Regions from separate parts of the Homo sapiens genome. Here region 1 is linked to region 2. Evidence: chromatin loops called from intact Hi-C (ENCODE). Cell type or tissue: endothelial cell of umbilical vein. All regions are shown on one strand.

The links. Peaks named below come from ENCODE experiments on the same cell type or tissue, not always from the same donor. Only the 100,000 strongest peaks of a DNase experiment are listed, where the experiment ranks them.
Region 1: it touches region 2 in a loop (8-fold over the local background); 1 of 110 quality-filtered maps calls a loop at or near these places.

Annotation. Positions count from the first base shown.
Region 1 is chr5:72,870,423-72,872,922 of GRCh38, forward strand. It overlaps TNPO1 (transportin 1), which reads left to right. Exons shown (of 25, transcript NM_002270.4): 7 at 2,217-2,298. Among named protein-coding and RNA genes, the nearest start is that of MIR4804, 6.9 kb to the right of the region's middle. In endothelial cell of umbilical vein, no CTCF peak of the experiment used is centred here; a DNase peak (open chromatin) is centred at 1,129; H3K27ac peaks cover 2,401 bases.
Region 2 is chr5:72,602,931-72,605,430 of GRCh38, forward strand. All of the region lies in intron 7 of TNPO1-DT (TNPO1 divergent transcript), which reads right to left. Among named protein-coding and RNA genes, the nearest start is that of ZNF366, 97 kb to the left of the region's middle. In endothelial cell of umbilical vein, no CTCF peak of the experiment used is centred here; a DNase peak (open chromatin) is centred at 1,481; H3K27ac peaks cover 2,500 bases.

The DNA of each region.
Region 1 (2,500 bases), 270 kb after region 2:
GAGTGCTGGGATTACAGGCGTGAGCCACCGTGCCCAGCCAATTGCTTGTTTTTAATGAAGTTTTCTACTTTTCTTTTTAGAGGCCTTGAACATATTACATATTAAATGTATTCCCAGGCACTTACTTGGTCTTATGATACTATTGTAAATGGTAGCATTTAAGTTACACTTTCTAGTTTTTTCCTTCATTGCTGATGTATAGAAACTATATTAAACTTCCAAAGAAAGCACGTCACACTGTTTCTTTTAATTTAAAATGTAAGTCCTAACTGTTCCCAAGTTTCTAAAAATGGTTTGGGGAGGCTAGTAGTAGGTGCCTCTGGAGGTTGGGGATAGGAGAGATTTCTGCCTTTAAATTTTGCCTTACATGCACACAAAAAAAATGCAAGTTAAAAGATTTCTGTTCTTGATTTAAAGGCCCTTTAAAAGACTTTATTGTATTTTTTTTCCATTTGTTTACTATGCCAAGTACTTAACATATATATTAGCTCATGTAGTTTAATCCCCCCAACAAATGAATGAATTGTAGGTTGCTGTTGTTTTTGAGACAGAGTTGGTTTTTTTTGAGACTGAGTCTCTCTCCATCGCCCAGGCTAGAGTACAGTGGCGCGATCTCGGCTCACTGCAACCTCCGCTGCCCGGGTTCAAGCGATTCTCCTGCCTCCTGCCTCAGCCTCCCGAATAGCTGGGATTACAGGCATGCACCACCAGGCCCGGCTAATTTTTGTATTTTTAGTAGAGGCAGGGTTTCACCATGTTGGCCAGGCTGGTCTAGAACTCCTGACCTCAAGTGATCCGCCCGCCTCGGCCTCCCAAAGTGCTAGGATTACAGGCGTGAGTCACTGCGCCCAGCCAGTAGTAGTTTTATAGAATGAGAAAAACACACTTTAAAGCATAGGTAGCTTACCCTGTGTTGAACATTTAAGGGGTTGAGCTCCCCATAGTATGCTTTTTTCACTTAATGTTATCTTGGTAAATGTTTATGTGCTTTGCTGTAACTGCAGAACCAAAAATCAACTGTTTTTGGCACAGTGGTTAAGACAAAGAAAGGTTTTCATGGGGTTATATTTCAGAAGAGGAGACAGGACAGATAATGAATAAGTAATATGATTTCATACAGTCATGAGTACAATGGAAAAATAATGAGATCAGGGATAGACAGTGATTCAGAGATACTTTATGTAAATGGCTGTCTGTAAAGGAAACGTTTGTGCAAAGACTGAACAAAGTAAGGAAGTGAGTCTATGAAAGATGGTGAAGGATGTTTAAGACAGAACAGCAAGTGAGAAGTCTCTGGAATTAGGAATCAGCCTTTTAGAGTGACAAAAGAAAGAAACTTTGGGTTGTAGCAGCATAATGGGAATTGAAGTTAGGGGGTAAGGGAGGAGCCACAGTATAAAGGAATGTCTAGGCAAGTAGTCAGCAAACTATGTCCCATGGAGCCAAATTTAGCCCATGACCTGCAAGGTAAGGATGATTTTTAAATTTAAGAGGTTGTAATTAAGAGGGAAAAAAATGACAACAAAGGTCTTCATGTGGCCCATAAAGCTTAAAATATTTACTGTTTGACCTTTTGTAGAAAAAGTAGATTAAGTTTTATTGCAGCAATCTGAATGAGAGTATAGTGTGGTCTGTGTGTGTCAAACAGGCTGTAGTGGGGTTTGGCACAATGGAAGTCAGGAAACCAAGTACAGCCTATTTCATTAACCCTGGTAAGAGATCAGAGATCATGGCTTGGTTGAGAGAAATGAAAGCAGTGAGAAATGATTAGATTAAGAGTAAATTTTTAAAGTTGGTGTCAATAAGAACTGCTGAGCAATTGAATTGCATATGCCAGAACACATGGACTATTCTCCATTTTTAGTTTCAAAAGGAATGTTTACCTATCATTTTTAAATCTGTAGGCATCTAAAAAAAAAAATTTTGCCCCTCCCCAACCTCCACTCTTTATGGGTATGCACTATTAAAAATTTGCACATGTCCTTTCTAACATTTTTCAGTTGCTTAGAAATACATATTGCTCTGCAGCTTGCGTTTTGCACTTAGTATATCATTCAAATTCTTTCCTTGTTGATACAGAAGTTTGACGTATTCTTTTTAGTGGGTATATTGATAGACATATCATAATATTTTTATGGAGGAATGTTTTTACCAATTTTCTATAGATAGAACAAAGTTACAATGAGCATATGTTAAATTTTAAACTTTGTTTCTAGGTCTCACGCTGTTGCATGTGTCAATCAGTTTATCATCAGTAGGACTCAAGCTCTAATGTTGCACATTGATTCTTTTATTGAGGTAAGACTTGTTCTTGTCTCCCTCCCAACCCCCCAGCTTTTTTTTTTTGAGAAGGTTAGGTGATGCTAACTGCATGTAGTTTTGCTTTAAAACAAGAATCATTTATAATTCTAAACTCAATATTTAATTAAATTATTTCTGATAGTATTAAAACTGGATATGGGATAGACTAACTTTTGTTAGCTGAGAAGGCACTTTTACT
Region 2 (2,500 bases):
ATCCCCCTGCTGTAAATAACATTAGTGATTTCTGAGAGTTCAAACTCTTTAGTGGAGCACTTAAGGCCCTTCCCAACTTAGGCTTTAGCTACCTTTGCAGTGTTTATCTGCATCCCCTCACTCATTTTGTGCTGAAACCAGATCAAAAGAACTGCACATCTCTCAACATGTGCAGCACCTTCATGCTTTCCATTTTTTTTCAAATTATAGTTCATTCAAAAAGCAATACTTAAAGCTTTCTATGTGCCATTCTGAGGATTCAAATCAACATATTTCCTGCCTTCAATAAATAGACTTACAACCACCATTGCAGATAAACCGCCCACTAAGCAAATAATAGAACCTGATCTATAAAGTAATAGATATGCAAAGTGCCGAAATAGACCAAAGTCGGAGATGATTAACTTTCTTTAGGAGTCATTCATGAAAGGCCTCACTGAGGATGTAATGCTAGAGCAGAGCTTTGAAGGATGAAGAGAAGTTCACCAAGTGAACGTGGAGGAAAAGCAGTCCAGGCAGAAGGAACAGCTGCTGAAAAGGTCAGGTGCCCAAACCAGAAAGGCATGTGAGGGAATTCATGGGCAGTTCTGGAGAACCAGAGCAGAAGGAGACAGGCTAGAGAATGGCAGGAGATAGCCCTAGAAAGCTCTATGTGTGCCAGGTGCAAAAGGCTTGTGCGCCAGCTAAGGAGTCTGCACTTTCCCCTGTAAGCAATTAAAAGTTTTAAGCAGAGGAGGGATTGGTTTGTATTGATCTAGATAATTCAGGGAACAATGAAGGGAGGATATTTGAGGAATCCCAAAGAGCAGGGGCAGAGACTCTCATCACAGTTCAGGCCTGACCGAAGGCCATAGGGAGATAGCAGTAAAGCAGGGAAACCTACTGTCCCTTCTTCACCTGGAAAACTATCACCTTCCAGAGTTCCTGTCACCCCAGTGAAGGCAACCACTGTCTCTTCTGTTACCTAACACGTGGTACAAACAGCTACCATAGCATGCCCCTCGTGGAAGGAGTTTTCTTTTAACACATTCCCAACCTTCATCGCAGCTCTGGGAAAGCAGAGGCCAGGATGCTTTATATCTCCAGCGTTCAGTACCCTGTTGCTTTCTAAAGTACTTCTCAAACTTGGATTAAAATGCAGACTTTGGTTCAGTAGGTTTGGGATAGAGGCGAGATTCTGCATTTCTAACAAGCATCCACGTGCATGCCACAGACAACTCTTTGGGTAGCAAGGACTTGGCATAGAGTCAACAAAAACTTGTTTGTTGAGAGCCGTGCTTCTCTCCAGTCAAAGACTTGTTGACTGGACAAGAACTGCTCCTGGGATGCAGGCTTACACAGCACAACCCCGTCCGCTTCCTGGTCCTCACAAAAGGACTCCACATCACGTGGCATTGGGTCCTCAGTTATGGGGAGAGACATTCTGGGGAAAATTCTCCTTAATGAAGCCTCTTATCTTTAATGGAAATGCACACAATTGTTCAGTAAGAATGGCAAGTGAGTCCATATCCTTCCGATGGACGCTGAGTAACCGAGCAAAGAGCCAATCAGCTTTTCACATATTAATGAATGTCCTTGGTAGGCAGAAGGCCCCTGAATAATTGATAAACGGGAATGTTCAATGTTTGCTGCAGTTCTGGCCAACGCTGCTCATTATAGGAGATGATTCACTCAGTTCTATGGAACAAATTGTTCCAAGGTCTAACTCCACTTCCCTTGTTATTTTTTTTAATAAAAAAGCATGCACCTGTGGAATTCATATGCATGCAATTGTGTCCAGAATAGAAATGAAAGAATTAATTTGTGTCCCACAGCCCATAATAGAGCAACCCCAGAGGCCCCTGCCAACGGGCTTAGCTTTGCAAATGACGTTTTTCCTGGAGAGGAGGAAAGATATAGATATATCAAGTCTCTGCTGGCTGCGAAGATTGCAAAAGCAGGATGAATTGCAATGAGACCATCTTCCCAATAATGCTTAATATTGCTAGGTTTGGCAAAGGGACAATTGGTATTCAAATTGTATGCCTATATTTTAGACTGTGCATCTGGGAGCTAATTTAGTGTGTCCAGTTCCTGTTAGCCATGTGTCTCTAAGTACTTAGGGCTGCCTTGTGAATTGGGTCCAGAGAATGGTTTAATTTTGCTCTCAAATCCTGATGGTTTAACAAGCATATGTCAAGCTGCTATGGCTTAGCTATATCCCTTCTGTGTCCCCCAAGTTTGGAAATTTTTGTTTCATTGCCCCAAATTATCGCTGGATGAAAAAAACGTTCATTTGTTTTGTAAAATCAAGTAAAACCAATAATTTCACTAGACACATTCCTGTAGTGGGTTGCACACGTGCAGATTCAGCCCTGAAGAAACCCTTCGTGAGAGGCGGAGAAGGTCCTGGCTCGAGCACAGAGGACTCTTCTTCACACTTTAAGAATGAGAGAGTAGGCGCGGTGGCTCACGCCTGTAATCCCAGCACTTTGGGAGGCCAAGGTGGGTGGATCACCTG